Regions from separate parts of the Homo sapiens genome. Here region 1 is linked to region 2. Evidence: chromatin loops called from intact Hi-C (ENCODE). Cell type or tissue: chondrocyte. All regions are shown on one strand. Links, peaks and the distances in the headings refer to the core of each region. The heading gives the core; the rest is flanking DNA. Region 1 overlaps TAOK1 (TAO kinase 1). Region 2 holds the start of TAOK1 (TAO kinase 1).

Region 1 (9,041 bases), core at 391-8,390, 150 kb before region 2:
TCACAGTGGAATTATGATTACATTAAAGTCAAAAGTCCTATCTAGGCCGGGCGCGGTGGATCACGCCCATAATCTCAGCACTTTGGGAGGCTGAGGCGGGTAGATCACTTGAGGTCAGAAGTTCGAGACCAGCCTGGCCAACATGGTGAAACCCCATCTCTACTAAAAATACAAAAATTAGCCAGGCGCGGTGGCACACGTCTGTAATCCCTGCTTCTTGGGAGGCTGAGGCAGGAGAATCACTTGAACCTGGCAGGCAGAGGCTGCAGTGAGCAGAGATCACACCACTGCACTCCAGCCTCGGCGACAGACTGAGACTCCATCTCAAAACAAACAAACAAATAAACAAAACAAAAATTTTTTTCATGGGAAGCAAATACAAATAAAAAATTGCAATAGAATGGGTTAAGATATTTATAAGGTACTACAGAAATAAAAAATGTATCAAGGCCGGGCGTGGTGGCTCATGCCTAGTAATCTCAACATTTTGGGAGGCCGAGGTGGGTGGATCACTTCAGGCCAGGAGTTTGAGACCAGCCTGGCCAAGATGGTGAAACCTCGTCTCTACTAAAAATACAAAAATTGGCCGGGCACAGTGGCTCACGACTGTAATCCCAGCACTTTGGGAGGCTGAGGCAGGCAGATCACTTGAGGTTGGGAGTTCGAGACCAGCCTGACCAACATGGAGAAACCCCGTCTCTAGTAAAAATACAAAATTAGCCGGGCGTGGTGGCACATGCCTGTAATCCCAGCTACTCGGGAGACTGAAGCAGAAGAATCGCTTGAACCTAGGAGGCGGAGGTTGCGGTGAGAAGAGATAGCACCATTGCACTCAAGCCTGGGCAAAAAGAGTGAAACTCCATCTCAAAACAAAAATAAAAACAAAAACAAAAAACAAACAACCCAAAAACAAAAAGAAAAATTAGCCGGGAGTGGTGGCAGGTGCCTGTAATCCCAGCTACTCAGGAGTCTGAGGCAGGAGAATCACTTGAACTTGGGAGGCGAAGGTTGCAGTGAGCCAAGATGGGGCTACTGCACTCCAGCCTGGGCAATAGAATGGGACTTAGTCTCAAAACAAACAAACAAACAAACAAACAAACAAAAACAGAAAAAAGTATTGAACGGTTTGCTCTATAGGGGAGGAAAAGTGGAGCAAATAAGTCTCAAAGAAGATGGTACAGACATACAGACATTTGGTATCTTTCCCTGAGAAGAATATTCCATGTTTAAGTCCTCCTTCAACCTTCATAAAAAATGCCTAATGCCTCTTTAATAACATGTTTTAGAATAACAATTTTCAAACTCTTCTTACTCCAGTCCATCCTGGCCTGTTTGTAATTTCTCCCAAACATTTCTTATTTTATCATTTCTCCATGCCTTTACACATTCCTTGTGTTTCTGGTTAACCTATTCTTCCTTCAGAAAGCACTCTTTATACCATCTCCCTGAGATTTCTTTGCCCCACTTTCCCTCCGCTATAGAGTACATCACTCCTATACTTTTGTATTTCTGCTATACTTTATAAATCTGTTATTATATTTTGCCACATTCTACTGCAATTTTTGCTTTTTTTCGAGACAGGGTCTTGCTCTGTCACCCAGGCTGGAGTGCAGTGGCGCGATCGTGGCTCGCTGCAACCTCCACCTCCCAGGCTCAGGCTATCCTCCCACCTTATCCTCCTGGGTAACTGGGTATTTCTACTAAAAATACAAAAATTGGCTGGGTGCAGTGGCTCACGCCTGTAATCCCAAGAGCTTTGGGAGGCTGAGGTACGAGGATCACCTGAGGTCGGGAGTTCGAGACCAGCCTGACCAACATGGAGAAATCCCATCTCTAGTAAAAATACATGATTAGCCGGGCATGGTGGCACATGCCTGTAATCCCAGCTACTCGGGAGGCTGAAGCAGGAGAATTGCTTGAACCCGGGAGCCGGAGGTTGCTGTGAGCCGAGATAGTGCCATTGCACTCCAGCGTGGGCAACAAGAGTGAAACTCCATCTCAAAAAAACAAAAAACAAAACAAAACAAAAAACAGGCATGCACCACCACACCCAGCTAATTTTTTGTATTTTTGGTAGAGAGGAGGTTTCACCATGTTGCCTAGGCTGCTCTCAAACTCCTGATCTCAAGCGATCCGGCCTCTTCTGCAATTTTTTGTTTCCTACACAAAAATATGTTTGTTTGTTGTTTTCTGAGACAGGGTCTGGTCTGTTGCCCAGGCTGGAGTGCAGTGGTGCAATCTTGGCTCACTGCAACCTCTACCTCTCAGGTTCAAGCAATCCTCCACACCTCAGCCTCCAGAGGAGCTGGTACTACAGGCGCACACCACTATATCCAACTAATTTTTGTATTTTTTTTTTGTAGAGACGGGGTTTCATCATGTTGCCAAGGCTGGTCTCAAACTCCTGAGCACCAAGTGATCCGCCCCACTCGGCCTTCCGAAGTGCTGGGATTACAGTGTAAGCCACTGCACCCACCCCCAAATTTTAATTCTTACTTAAAAACACTACTAACCATGATGTTAATACTAAGTGAAATCTTGAGAGAAAATTAAATGAGATGATTAAAAAAAGGTCATTTATACTCTGGAAATGCTACTACTTTTCATATATATATATTTCACATATAATTTAACATTTATAGTTGTGTTGTTATCTAAAAATTTAATGTAAATGAAGGATGAGAAACATTGAAACAAGACTTCATGTACATGTGAGGCTCATTTTGTCTCAAACTAAATGAACAATTTTTGGTTCACTTGGAGACTTACAACAATCTTCAAACAGAATGATTTTTCATCTAGAATCAACTAACATTCACTCCAGTTCCATTTCTATTTATTTTCAGATGTCTCCTTCTTATATGTATGTACAACCGGCAAGCATAAAGTGCAGAAATCACAGCTTTTAGGATTTTACAAAGTTTTTGTAGAGAGGTACAGGGTCTTAGTGATTGCTAATTGACCCCAGCCTGCCTTGTAGTCACATACTTTGCTTGAAAGGCAAAATATTAGCCATAAAAACCAAGTAACATCTTGAAGCACTATAGATGTACCATCCTATTGTTCTTTTACTCTTTTAAATACTAAATAATTGTATGCATTTTTCCATTATGAAATGAATAAAACCATATTTTAAAAAAGAAACAGAGAAAAAAATCAACCTATCACATTAACATAGCCACTACTAACATTACTTCAAGTAGGATTTGTCTTTTAAAATTTTGTTCAACACACCATAAACATTTTTCCATATTAATACTGGTTTTGCAGACATCATTTAAATGGCTGAATAAGATTTTTTTATTGGCTTGGCCATGTTTACCTTTTTTTTTTTTTTTTTTTTGAGATGGAGTCTTGCTCTGTCGCCAGGCTGGAGTGCAGTGGCGTGATCTCAGCTCACTGCAACCTCTGCCTCCCAGGTTGAAGCGATTCCCTTGCCTCAGCCTCCCAAGTAGCTGGAATTACAGGCACGCACCACCATGCCGAGCTAATTTTTGTATTTTTAGTAGAGACGGGGTTTCACCACGTTGGCCAGGCTGGTCTTGAACTCCTGACCTTGTGATCTGCCTGCCTCAGCCTCCCAAAGTGCTGGGATTACAGGCGTGAGCCGCCACACCCAGCCGTATCTCTATTTTAAATAGTTAGGTTGTTTTAAACTATTATAAAGTTGTTATAATTAACATATTTATGCAGTTTTTTTTTCCTGTAATTTGGATTTCTTTTCCTTTTTTCCTGTAATTTGGATTTCTTTTCCTCAAAGTTTTAAACACTTAACATTTACAAGGCTAAATATACAACTCCAGGCGCAGTGGCTCATGCCTGTAATCTCAGCACTTTGGGAGGCCGAGGTGGACAGATTGCTTGAGCCTAGGAGTTTGAGACCAGCCTGGGCAACATGGAGAAACCCCATTTCTATCCTTGCCCCCTCCAAAAAAAAAAAAAAAAAATCAGTGGTCATGGTGGTGCATGCCTGTAGTTGTGAGGCTGAGGTAGGAGGACCGCTTGAGCCTTGGGAAATGGAGAACGCAGTGAGCTGAGATTGTACCACTGGACTCTAGCCTGGGCAACAGAGTGAGTCTCTGTTGACACTTGAAAAAAAACAAACAAGTATATATACACCCAACTCCAAATTGCTTTCCAAGATGTATTAACACTGTATAAAAGTGTCACTGTACCTTCACCAATGAGTACTGATTTTATGCCTGCATTGTAATGGCTTTGTATTAACATGCAGTTTTTGGTTAGGATATTAAATAAGACTAAGATGCTAATTAGTGCTGTTTAACTGTTAACCACTAGGTGGAGCTAAAATTATAACCATACTTTAATAGTGCCAATATTTCTCTCATAACACCATTCTTGAAATATTATAGGGAGTTTTCCATTTAGTGATAATACTGAATCCTAAGAGAGAACTTTAGATTAAATTTCAAATATAAAAGATGGAATGAGATGGCCGGGCGCTGTGGCTCACGCCTGTAATCCCAGCATTTTGGGAGGCCGAGGCAGGCGGATCACGAGGTCAGGAGATCGAGACCATCCTGGCTAACACGGTGAAACCCTGTCTCTACTGAAAATACAAAAAAATTAGCCAGGTGTGGTGGTGGGCACCTGTAGTCCCAGGTACTCGGGAGGCTGAGGCAGGAGAATGGCGTAAACCCGGGAGGTGGAGCTTGCAGTGAGCAGAGATCACGCCACTGCACTCCAGCCTGGGCCACACAGCCAGACTCCGTCTCAAAAAAAAAAAAAAAAAGTTTGAATGACATGGATTTAGGAAATTTGCACATGGAAGAAGCTATATTTTTCAAGATTTATGTTTCTATCTTTCTCATCTTATTTATTTATTTATTTTTTGAGATGGAGTCTTGCTCTGTTGCCCAGGCTGGAGTGCAGTGGCGTGATCTTGGATCACTGCAACCTCCGCCTCCCAGGTTCACGCCATTCTCTTGCCTCAGCCTCCCAAGTAGTTGGGACTATAGGCACCCGCCATCATGCCCGGGTTAATTTTTTGTATTTTTAGTAGAGACGGGGTTTCACCGTGTTAGCCAGGATGGTTTCGATCTCCCCTGACCTCGTGATCCGCCCGCCTTGGCCTCCCAAAGTGCTGGGATTACAGGTGTGAGCCACCATGCCCCGGCCTCTCATCTTATTTTTTGAGACAGAGTCTCGCTCTGTTGCCCAGGCTGGAGTGCAGTGGCGCCATCTCGGCTCACTGCAACCTCTGCCTCCCAGATTCAAGGGATTCTCCTGCCTCAACCTCTGGAGTAGCTGGGATTACAGGCGCCTGCCACCACGCCTGGTTAATTTTTGTATTTTCAGTAGAGATGGTGTTTCACTATGTTGGCCAGGCTGGTCTTGAACTCCTGACCACAGGCGATCTGCTCCCCCAACCCTCGGCCTCCCAAAGTGCTGGGATTACAGGCGTGAGCCACTGTGCCTGGCCTTATCTTTCTCATCTTGAATGAGAAATAAAATTGAGATAATATTTAGATGCAAATACCTCTCAAAGAAGCCAGTAATAAAGACAGCTGTGCTAGAGAAATAGTAACATCTTATATCTTATTTAGGTGATTTTTTTAAAGATTTTTTTTGTTTTTTTGAGACAGGGTCTCGCTTTGTAACCCAGGCTGGAGTGCAGTGGCATGATCTCAGCTCACTGCAGCCTCAACCTCCTGGGCTCAAGTGATCCTCTCACCTTAAACCTCCCTAGTCGCTGGGACTATAGGTGTCTGACACCACACTTGGCCAATTTTTGTATTTTTTGTAGAGGCAGGGTTTTGCCATGTTGCCCAGGCTGGTCTTGAACTCCTGAGCTCAAGCGATCTGCTTGCCTCCGCCTCCCAAGTGCTGGGATTACAAGCATGAGCCACAACACCTGGTTTAAAAGATATTTTTTACTTTAATAAGGCATTCTATTTTTATCACAGGAACTATAGGAAATAGAGGAAAAATCTACAGGCCTATGGTCCAGAAACAATGACAACTTTAGGAAGATCATTAGGTAAGTATTAAATGCGATAACCGACGGACCTAAGACTACATCAGCTGTTGGGAATTTAAGACTCAAGAGTTCTGGAATGTATCTCTGAATCCTGGATACAATTGATAATCGACCACTGTTTTATTTATTTATTTATTTATTTTGAGACAGGATCTTGCCTGTTGCCCAGGCTAGAGTGCAGTGGTGCAGCCATGGCTTACTGAAGCCTCAACCTTCTAGGCTCAATCCATCTTCCCACCTCAGCCTCCCAAGTAGCTGGGACCACAGGAGTGAGCCACCACACTCAGCTAATTTTTAAATATTTGTAGAGATAGGGTCTCCCTGTGTTGCCCAGGCTGGTCTCGAACTCCTGAGCTCAGACGATCTTCCCGCCTTGGCTTCCCAAAGTGCTGGGAGGCCTAAGCCCAGCCTAATCTACCACTTCTTGCAACAAATGCCTTTCTTCTCTTTACCTCTCAAAATCTTCTGTCCATCGCCCTTTCCCTAATACACACACACACACACACACACACACACACACACACCTTAGTATCCTGAAGGATGGAAATTTGGGGATTCTAGTTCTATTTTCCAATATATCTGACAAGAATAATTCAGAAAAAAGTAAAGATGTGCATCTAGAAATAACATTTTTTCAGCCTGACTTTTCACCTGTGTGGAACTAATTTTACCTTCTGTCCCTCAGTAATCCTCTACCAATCTGTATAGCTCCAGGCCAAGGATGTATGAGTAAGGTAATATTCCTGATCCTTTGTCCCTGGCTCTCTCAGGCAATTAATGCAGCTCTCTTTCTTCACTAGTTAAGTCCTTCTCCAACCTCCTTAGGTAGAGCAAGCTAGGAACACAGAAGTGAGGAAAATAGAGCCATATCTGCTACTCTCAAATTCAGCTGACTGTCTTCACACACCCATATCTTTTCTCTAGCAATTACTACTTAATTATATTCCCTTGATTTCTGGAGCTCATTAATGATAAGGTTCATCAGTGAATCAGTAATTTTAAAGAAAAATCTGCTGCCATAACTAGAATTCAGGAAATGTGGTATTGTGAAAGAAATCTAATGTGACCTCTGCCAACATGAAAATATATTTATAAAACGCTTCTGACAAAAGCTAATTCGAAAACAATGATTTTTCCTTCTATTACTTATACCTTTTGTTCTAAGAGTGCCCTCCGGAGGGAGACCCTCTGTTCAAGCTCGCGAAGCTCTCGATCATGTTGTGCCTCAGCTTGCATCTTGATTTTGCTCTGATACGCATTCAACAGCTCCAGTTCCTGCTGCAGCTGCATCTTCAAAACCTGGCACTCTGCTTCCTGTGCTTCATCCAAACGCAGCTGAGACAGAGAGAGAGAGAGAAAAAAAAAAGATATATCCTAATGTTAGCTATCAATTCATGACCTATGGAAAGGAGGAGGAGTGTTAGAAGACAGACTACTCTTTTTTAGTTTAGACAATTTTTCTCTCTTGTATCTTGGAGTAAACATCTCTGAAAAAGAAATGCAGAATAACCAATATCGGTATGAAGATAAAGCTATCATAAGCTATTTGGAAGATGCCTGAATAACCATATTTTTCTTAAGAAAAACCTAGAATCCCCTCTCCCCCTCCCCCTCCCTCTCCCCACGGTCTCCCTCTGATGCCGAGCCGAAGCTGGACTGTACTGCTGCCATCTCGGCTCACTGCAACCTCCTTGCCTGATTCTCCTGCCTCAGCCTGCCGAGTGCCTGCGATTGCAGGCGCGCGCCGCCACGCCTGACTGGTTTTCGTATTTTTTTGGTGGAGACGGGGTTTCGCTGTGTTGGCCGGGCTGGTCTCCAGCTCCTAACCGCAAGTGATCCGCCAGCCTCCGCCTCCCGAGGTGCCAGGATTGCAGACGGAGTCTCGTTCACTCAGTGCTCAATGGTGCCCAGGCTGGAGTGCAGTGGGGTGATCTCGGCTCGCTACAACCTCCACCTCCCAGCCGCCTGCCTTGGCCTCCCAAAGTGCCGAGATTGCAGCCTCTGCCCGGCCGCCACCCCATCTGGGAAGTGAGGAGCGTCTCTGCCCGGCTGCCCATCGTCTGGGATGTGAGGAGCCCCTCTGCCTGGCTGCCCAGTGTGGAAAGTGAGGAACATCTCTGCCCGGCCGCCATCCCATCTAGGAAGTGAGGAGCGCCTCTTCCCGGCCGCCATCCCATCTAGGAAGTGAGGAGCGTCTCTGCCCGGCCGCCCATCGTCTGAGATGTGGGGAGCGCCTCTGCCCCGCCACCCCATCTGGGATGTGAGGAGCGCCTCTGCCCGGCCGCGACCCCATCTGGGAGGTGAGGAGCGTCTCTGCCCGGCAACCGCCCCGTCTGAGAAGTGAGAAGCCCCTCCGCCCGGCAGCCACCCCGTCTGGGAAGTGAGGAGCATCTCCGCCCGGCAGCCACCCCATCCGGGAGGGAGGTGGGGGTCAGCCCCCCGCCCGGTTGGAGGTGGGGGGGTCAGCCCCCTGCCCGGCCACCCGCCCCGTCCGGGAGGGAGGTGGGGGGGTCAGCCCCCCACCCGGCCAGCCGCCCCGTCTAGGAGGTGAGGGGCGCCTCTGCCCGGCCACCACCCCGTCTGGGAGGTGTACCCAACAGCTCATTGAGAACGGGCCATGATGACAATGGCGGTTTTGTGGAATAGAAAGGGGGGAAAGGTAGGGAAAAGATTGAGAAATCGGATGGTTGCCGTGTCTGTGTAGAAAGAAGTAGACATGGGAGACTTTTCATTTTGTTCTGTACTAAGAAAAATTCTTTTGCCTGGGGATCCTGTTGATCTGTGACCTTACCCCCAACCCGGTACTCTCCGAAACATGTGTTGTGTCCACTCAGGGTTAAATGGATTAAGGGCGGTGCAAGATGTGCTTTGTTAAACAGATGCTTGAAGGCAGCATGCTCGTTAAGAGTCATCACCACTCCCTAATCTCAAGTACCCAGGGACACAAACACTGGGAAGGCCGAAGGGTCCTCTGCCTAGGAAAACCAGAGACCTTTGTTCACTTGTTTATCTGCTGACCTTCCCTCCACTATTGTCCTAT
Region 2 (9,041 bases), core at 248-8,247:
TGCCAACAACTGACCCCTAGATATCTTCTGGATTTACTAAATATTCATGTCTATTAAGAACTGGCAAATTTGCCGGGCACGGTGGCTCAAGCCTGTAATCCCAGCACTCTGGGAGGCTGAGGCGGGCAGATCACAAGGTCAGGAGATCGAGACCATCCTGGCTAACACAGTGAAACCCCGTCTCTACTAAAAATACAAAAAATTAGCTGGGCTTGGTGGCAGGCGCCTGTAGTCCCAGCTACTCAGGAGGCTGAGGCAGGAGACTGGCGTAAACCCAGGAGGTGGAACTTGCAGTGAGCCGAGATCGTGCCACTGCACTCCAGCCTGGGCGACAGAGCAAGACTCCGTCTCAAAAAAAAAAAAAAAAAAAAAAAAAAAAAAAAACTGGCAAATTATTAAAATAAATCATACTCATGGTTAGTTATGAGCATCCAGTCTTTCTAGTATCCTGTAACTAAAGAGTTGCTTTCTTACTGTTAAAATGGCATCGTAACATGGGCCCAAATATCATGTATACACCTTGTTATACAGAAAGTTTATTTTATATCAACACCCATTCAATTACTTGCCATATCCTCACTTCTCCCAAAATCGACATTATAAAAAATACGATAATTATTTTCTATTCAGTGCCCTCATACTTCTGATTCTGTACATTGCTGTACTTCTTTAAAACCTCTCAGAGTTTAAATTTGTTTGCAATACTATCCTTTAGTTTGGAAGCAATGTTTTGTTACTGTCAAGATAATCTTAAACTATTAAAAGCCTTTAAATCCAGCTGATTCTCAGAAATTCTTCCACCTATAAAACATGAGAATTATAACCAAATTAACAAATCAGATATCAGAATGCCAAAAATTAAGTCATTAAAAGAGAATCCAGTGAAAGAGCCAGTTGTGAAAGAACAGGAAGTGATGTACACTGCCATTTTGTAGATGAACTATTTAGAAACATAAGAAGTGCCATACTAATCTAGAATCAACTCAGACTAACAGCTCTCAGCATTTTCTTTCTGACAGTGGCATCAGAGGTCATCTGAAATAACCCTCAGGCAATTTTTCCTTAATAATGTATTTATCTAATTGATCATGAACATACTTTTCCACTTTTAGGCAACATTCCTACCAGCTATGAAAAAAGAGAGTTGTTTTTTTTTCAGTTGTCCTTAGTTATAGCATGCTGAAATATAGCAAGTAAATAGTTAACCTACACCCTATGTAAATCCTTTAAGTTTTGTAGCCTCTATTGATAAATCCTCTCTGCCTACAACTTCCCAAGGTAAAAGCAGTCACTCCTTACTGAGCAGTATGCTTCGATCAACACATGCTAGTATATATGAAATAATTATCAACAACAAGCCATAATACGGAGAATCAGACTTCCTGGCATAATTTGCCATAATGGAGAAAACTCTACATATCAACAACATGCAGCTTTGTCCCATGAAATAAATACTCAAATGAATAGTGTTATTTCAATGAATTGAGATGACCATTAAAAGGGAATAAAGAAAAGAGAATTCCATCTTCTGAGAAAAAAAAATAAAACTTATTTAACATACCATGTCTCCTACATCAAAATCATGATATAAAATGACAGAAACTAAGTTAGTGCCTAGCGCTACTACTAACACCTTTAAATCCCTATCTTAAAACAGGTTTCAAAATGCAACAAACACACCAAAAAAGCTCTATTGGACAACATTTAATGACAACATAAAATGTAGATGGCATTTGAAGTATTTAAAAATAAGTCACTAAGTAGAGCTGAAAACACTAAATACACCAAAGACAACTCATTATCTGTACACATTTTAGTCTTCTTCTTCACTTTGGGAAAAAATTAATTCTATTAATAGTCATATGTGGAATATTTTGAAATCACATCACCAGTATTTACTAAACACTTGAAAAAAATGTATCATCAGTACATGGAGACTTGAAAACTACTCTTTGGTCACAAAAAGCACTTGGCAGCACATTTCCAGAATGTTTAAATTTTTATTTCTACTCAACTAAGAACAAAACCAACAAGTACTACTGTAAACCAGATAAGATGATCTGCTTTCAGACAAACATGACAGGTAGCAAAAGAAGTGAAAAATGACTGACTACAGAAAATAGATCATAGAATAATTAGGCAGATTAATAAGAACAAAGAAACAGCTGCAGAAAGGTTTGTAACCTTACCATTTTAAAAAAAATCCAATTTCAATATTATACACAACAGTATCAACCCTAAAAATTCACAGCTTAGGGAGAAATGCCCTGAATCAGACAGGCTGTCTGTATGTAATAATTGTTAATAATTTTTTTTTTTGAAACGGAGTCTCGCTCTGTCGCCCAGGTTGGAGTGCAGTGGCACCATCTCGCCTCACTGCAACCTCCGCCTCCCGGGTTCAAGCGATTCTCCTCCCTCAGCCTCCCGAGTAGCTGGGACTACAGGCGCGTGCCACCATGCCCAGCTAATTTTTTGTATTTTTAGCAGAGACGGGGTTTCACCGTGTTAGCCAGGATGGTCTCGATCTCCTGACTTCGTGATCCGCCCGCCTTGGCCTCCCAAAGTGCTGGGATTACAGGCGTGAGCCACCGCGCCAGGCCAATAATTCTTCATGAACTACAAAAGTCATAGAAAAAGAAAAGGGAAATGAGGATGAGGAGGTACAAAATTATTTTATTTGAATTCTAACTAAAATCCAACCTGCTCACAAAAAATGTCAATCCAGACATCTCTCAAAAAGAGAGACATCAAAACTGTTCTAACAGGAGAGGTGTCCCTCTCGAGAGGCCATATCCCCCAACAATAACACCAGAACAGATACACTTCCCATGGACAGATCTCAGGGGAAGAGTATTAAAACGATACTGTCGTCGATTTAAAACCAAAGGAAAAAGAGTAACCTTTTCAAGGGAAGCGCCATTACTTCCCTCTCCTGCTCCCCCTCCCTTCTGTGTATACATGGGTCTGTGTATGAAGAAACTGCCTTGGACTTCTGCAGCATTGCAGTAGACTAGAGGATGGGGAAGGGGGAAGGGTACGGGGAGAGAAACGCTTCCATCGCCCCTACAGAAGAGGGGTATAGATTTCCTGTGCTAGGGGGTGGAATCCACCCAGCAAGCCACCCAGAGCAGTCTCCCTTCCCAAGAATACACAGACACTACAAAGGAGAAGAGGAGCAAAGGCACCAGAGGGGAAGGGGACCTCGCGCCTTTAAACCGGGGTGCACATCAACCCAGTCTCCCTGTGAGGGCCACACCTTCCTCGAAACATCCCCCTTCCACCACCCCTTCCGGTGACCCTCAGGAAAAAGGAATGGAATTGCTCTCGCCCCTTAAAACCGGAGGGCGCCCAGCTCACCAGCTTCTTCACCCCACCCACAGAATCACAGACCCTCCTTTTCTCCCTCCCCCACCCCACTCCCACATCCCTTCTTCCACACACAGGCCCGAGTGGGCCGAATTTCCCCGCCCCCCTCTATATCCCCCTTTCCCAAAGCAGAGGTGCCCTTACCCTTTCGCCGACAGGTCTGGGGCGGAGCAGGCAGGCGCAGCCCCCTGCAGCGCTCCGGTAGCCGCTACCCTGGAGGGTGAGGAGTGAGGAGGAGGAGGGGGCCCGGCGACAGATCGCCGCCCCCCACCCCCGAGCCCCAGCAAGCCGCCCAGCCCAAGCTCTGCAACAAGGGGCGGCGGCGGCGGGGGGTGGGGGGGGGGGCGAGGGGACGACCGGGGTCGAGGAGGCGCCCTCAGCGCTTGGGCTCAGTTAAGATGGCGCGGGGAAGTGCCGGGAGCCGTCTCCGTCGCCGCCTCGGGGGAACCGGCCCGGGCCTCGGCCGCCTCTAGTCCTCACACAGCCGAGGCCCTCTCGGTCCCCCGCCGCGGCCCCTCGGCGGGCGGGCCCACGCGCAGCCCTCCGCCACCAACACCACCCCTGGTAAGGAGGCGCTCACAAAGGGAAGAGAGGCCGCGGGCCGGCCGGCGGACGGCGGGGCGGGGTCCCCCGGGGCCGGGAGGCCTCAGATGTTCGCGAGTGCCTAGTGCTTTCGGCCCGCGAAGGGCGCAGGGCGAGCGGGACCCCTCCTCTCTCCTCAGGCAGGCGGCGGCACCGACTCAGTCTCTTTGCCACCCTCCCTCTCTCTCCCCGAGCCCTGAAGCCACAGAGCCCGGCCGCTGCCCAGCTTCCCCCCCTTTACCCGACACCACTCCCCTCCTCCAGACCGTCATCCCCCGTCTCCGATCTCGCGAGATTTTCCGCCTGACAGGCCGGACCCTGCGCGAGACACGACTACATGCGCGCGCGCGCGCCCTCACAGGAGCGCGCAAGGCTTGCTACGGGCAGAGTTGTCCCGGTGGCCCGGAGTTCCAGCCTCTGTCCAGCATGGCCTCACTGAGTTCGCGGAGCTTCTAATGCCACGCGGGCGTCAGGTGCATTCATTTCACCCCGGAGATCTGAAGAAGAAGAGTTTATCTGCATTCCCCTTCCTTCCTGCTTCCCACCTCCAAAGCCCGCCACTGATCCTGCGAATAAGTTTGCCCTGAAGTGTGGAATATCCCATTCCTGCACAACTCGGTTCTACACCCCCTCCCCCGTGGGATTCAGAGGTACACTGGGCAGCGCAATCAGTATGCAGTTGAGTTTTTGAGATTCTAATAGTTGATACTAATTCTTGGAACGACAGTAAGACTTGGAAATACAGATCTAAGCCACCCTATATATTGGTGATGTAGAAAAGAGATAACTTCTTGAAAAGTGTCTGTGGGTTTAGTAGGTTGAGTAATGAGAAGTTTTGGAACAAGAGCAGCAAACAAACTAAAGACTCCTATGCAAAGAAGAAGTAGAGTTTTTATTCTTTTATCTCAAAACTTTTTTTTTTTTTTTTAGGGAAAACTCCCTCAGTACTTATTCAAGAACCTAAAAGTGTAAGGCCGGGCGCGGTGGCTCACGCCTGTAATCCCAGCACTTTGGGAGGCCGAGGCGGGCGGATCACGAGGTCAGGAGATCGAGAGCATCCTGGCTAACACGGTGAAACCCCGTCTCTATTAAAAGATAGAAAAAAATTAGCCGGGCGTGGTGGTGGGCGCCTGTAGTCCCAGCTAGCTACTCGGGAGGCTGAGGCAGGAGAATGGCGTGAACCCGGGAGGCGGAGGTTGCAGTGAGCCGAGATTGCGCCACTGCACTCCAGCCTGGGCGACAGAATGAGACTCGTCTCAAAAAAAAAAAAAAAAAAGAGAGAACCTAAAAGTGTACACAAAGTGTAGTCATAAAAAATCTTGGTTCTTTAACCAACAAAACGACTGAAATAAATAAACCTGTTATATGAGTTTCATGAATAAAAATTAACTCTGGGCCGGGCCCGGTGGCTCACGCCTGTAATTATAGCACTTTGGGAGGCTGAGACGGGCGGATCACCTGAGGTCAGGAGTTCGAGACCAGGCTGGCCATAGTAGATCTGTGCTCCAAGGAAGGAGCATGTTGATCAGACCTAAGCAATCCGTGTATACAGTGTATGTATGACCTTCCTCTAGTCTGGCTCAGGGATGGGCACATGATCCAATTAGAGCCAATGGGTACAATAAGATTTTCTCTGGCTTTTTGGGAAAGAAACTTTCTTATTTTCTCCCAAAAATGTAATATATATATTGAACTCCCAAAATGGAATCCAGTGGTGTGATCCTGGCTCACTGCAACCTCTGCCTCCCAGGATCAAATGATTCTGCTACCTCAGTCTCCCAAGTAACCGGAACTACAGGCATATGCCACCGTGCTGGCTAAGTTTTGTATTTTTTGTAGAGATGGGTTTCGCCATGTTGCCCAGGCTGGTCTTGAACTCCTGGCCTCAAAGGATCCACCTGCTTCGGCCTCCCAAAGTACTAAGATTACAGATGTGAGCCACCGTGCCCAGCCTATGATTTTTCAATGAGCAATAATCACACCTCGGATAAATCTCATTGGCTACAATACTGCCACTGCACAAAGTTTCTGAAATTTGATGATGATGATAACAAAAATAGTGAAATAGTTAACACGTATTGAGTGCTGATTATATGCCAGAGAGAGTTCTAAACACTCTACTTATTTACTCCTCACAATAACCATATTGGGTGGGTATAATTATTATTCCCTTTTAGAAATGGTGGAACTGGGCCTGGCACGGTGGCTCATGCCTGTAATCCCAGCACTTTGGGAGGCTGAGGTGGGCAGATTACCTGAGGTCAGGAGTTCGAGACCAGCCTGGCCAACATCGTGAAAAAAATTAGCCGGGCATGGTGGTACACGCCTGTAATCCCAGCTACTCAGGAGGCTGAGGCAAGAGAATTGCTTGAGCCCAGGAGACAGAGGTTGCAGTGAGAGGAGATTGTGCCACTGCACTCCAGCCTGGCCAACAGAACGAGACTCTGTCAAAAAGAAAGAAAGAGAGAGAGAGAGAAAGAAAGAAAGAGTGGCACTGAGGCACAGAGAAGAATTTTGATTAACTTGTCAAAGTTCTTATAGCCAGTTTGTGGTGAAGCCAGTTGTCAAACTCAGCTTTCATCCAGAACCACTGTGTTCTTTTTTTTCTTTTTTTCTTTTTTTTGAGACAGAGTCTCACTCTGTCGCCCAGGCTGGAGTGCCATGGCGCGATCTCAGCTCACTGCAATCTCTGCCTCCCGGGTTCAAGCAATTCTTCTACCTCAGCCTCCTGAATAGCTGGGACTACAGGCGCGTGTCACTGCGCCCGGCTAATTTTTGTATTTTTAGTAGAGACGGGGGGGGGTTCACCATATTGGCCAGGCTGGTCTCGAACCCCTGATCTCGTGATTCACCCGCCTTGGCCTCCCAAAGTGATGGGATTACAAGCTGAGCCACTGTGCTCGGTCTATATTCTTTTTTTTTTTTTTTTTTGGGACGGAGTCTCGCTCTGTTGCCCAGGCTGGAGTGCAGTGTCACGATCTCAGCTCACTGCAACCTCCACCTCCCGGGTTCAAGCAGTTCTCAGAGCCACTACATTCTATTTCCTTGAGAGAATGTAAGGACTGGAATTGCTATTGCCTTTTGCTGTGAAGCCCCAGAACAAAGGCAACTCAGTGGGAAACACATTCTGGAGATAAAACCAGATCACTGAAGCCCTGGAACTAACTCTGTCTGAAGTCAGTCCTGACCCTGGAGTTTTTAGCATTTGTGTGCTAAAACATTCCCATTTTTCTTAAGCTAACGTTGGGTCTGGTTCTCTTTTGTTTGCAACCAAATAGTCCTCACACAGAACTGTTTATTTTTTGGCCTTTCCCACCAGGCTGTGATCTTCACAAGCATATGAATATTTGTCTTATTTATATCTATGTCCACAAACTTAGCATAATGTACATAATGACATTCAACAAATGTTTGCTATCAGTTCAATAATTCTGCAGACATTTTCTCCTATGTGTCAGAAATTGGGTTAGGTGTGGGAGATGTCAAGAAGAGTGAGTGAATGAAAGCTGTTTGCCTGGAGTGTATGGAAGAATAGCTGCTGCAAATGTTAGTGTGACAGAGAACTCTAGGAAAAGGTGTACACACATGCTAGAGTTCTCTGGAGGTTACTGTCACTTTGGCACTATGTGCCTGGCCGATGGGTATTTCTGGAGTCTTACACATGTCAAATGTTTTCAGGATTGTCTAAGGTTCTAAGAATGTCTAGAAGTCACCTGCTTCCCAAACTGATGTACGTATCGGAGTTATAGCCGGTCCTGTCATGTAAATGATGTGTTTTCTGCTATGCTTCTCTGTGTCTCTTGACTCCCAAAAGCATATACTGTAAAATGAATATGCCCTACCCATGTCTCAGACTTATAGTGAAGATCCTGTCTGGATATGAAAGTTCTGTTGTATCCAGGTGATAGCTGCTTTATTTCACCTGACCACAAGTGCTAATATATTCTACTCTAGCTAGCATCCCCACAAAAAACGTATCAGTTAGCCTCACTAGCAGTTCTATTCCACTTGTAGTGAACATCTGTTATTCTTGTCTGTCCCAAATTTCTCCCTCTTCTTCTGGCAAAAAGTACCCTATGGCCGGGTGTGGTGGTTCACACTTGCAATCCCAGCACTTTGGGAGGCTGAGGTAGGTAGATCACTTGAGCTCAGGAGTTTGAGACCAGCCTGGTCAACATGGGGAAACCCCATCTCTACAAAAATTAGCTGGGTGTGCTGGTGTGCACCTATAGTCCCAGCTACTAGGGAGGCTGAGGTGGGAGGATCACTTGAGTCTGGGAAGTTGAGGCTGCAGTGAGCCCTGTTTACACCACTGCACTCAAGCCTGGGTGACAAAGTGAGACCCTGTCTCAAAAAAAAATTTTTTTAATTACTCTACAGTTCTTAGAGAACTTTCCTGTCTGTTGTTCTGTGGAGTTCTTGTGGGGTTGTTACTCTGGGCCTCTTGCTACAGATGGGCACGCCGTCACAGCGTGGGCAACCAAAATAGCTCACCCCTTGGTGAAGCAACTGGGCCAGGGAAGGGTACATGACCCAGAGCCCAAGCTGGACCACTCAGAGATGTTCATTTGGATTTTATATACTGCTTTGTGAGAGTGAGAAGTTTTGCTTTGCCTTTGGGCTCATAAACTGGGATGATGTAAATCTAGACTTTCTATGGAGTTCCTCCCACACAGACCCCATCTCCCTCATCCAGCATCCCTCTGTTGCATAAAATAAACTACCAAGATGCAAGCTTTCCTCCATATGATCTATGTGAAGCCTGCTTAAATTGCTTATAGAAGCATGTCTATGGTTCATAAGCTCCAAGTTCTGATCTCATCCTCACAAAGTCTCAAATGCCTTCAAATTCTACATTTACAACATTCTAACATTTCTGTGTTGAGTAAATTTATGAAGAGGAGAAATAAAAGGCAAGTTTCATGGTAACCATTTACATGGTGCCATATGATATCCGGGCCAGACCTCTGTCCCTTCTTCGGGGGTTTCTGGGCAGTGAGTAGGAGAGAGCAGGTTATGTAGGAGAGGTTGTTTAAAACCTGAATTTTGAGACACTCACTGTCTCTAGTGGGTATAATACAACATATCAGTAA

Evidence for each region. A loop is a pair of places that touch in the nucleus more often than their neighbours do. Peaks named below come from ENCODE experiments on the same cell type or tissue, not always from the same donor. Only the 100,000 strongest peaks of a DNase experiment are listed, where the experiment ranks them.
Region 1: it touches region 2 in a loop (2.2-fold over the local background); 2 of 110 quality-filtered maps call a loop at or near these places.

Annotation. Positions count from the first base shown.
Region 1 is chr17:29,532,413-29,541,453 of GRCh38, reverse strand. It overlaps TAOK1 (TAO kinase 1), which reads right to left. Exons shown (of 20, transcript NM_020791.4): 19 at 7,154-7,336. Among named protein-coding and RNA genes, the nearest start is that of ABHD15, 30 kb to the left of the region's middle. In chondrocyte, for the core only: CTCF peaks have their summits at 4,083 and 4,287 (motif pointing right); no DNase peak of the experiment used is centred there.
Region 2 is chr17:29,385,494-29,394,534 of GRCh38, reverse strand. It overlaps TAOK1 (TAO kinase 1), which reads right to left and starts at 4,172. Exons shown (of 20, transcript NM_020791.4): 1 at 3,511-4,172. MIR4523 (microRNA 4523) reads right to left here and starts at 3,873; the gene lies at 3,805-3,873. It also overlaps the pseudogene RNU4-34P. RefSeq lists enhancers at 2,767-3,006, 4,167-4,256, 4,377-4,616 and a silencer at 3,657-4,126. In chondrocyte, for the core only: no CTCF peak of the experiment used is centred there; a DNase peak (open chromatin) is centred at 4,244.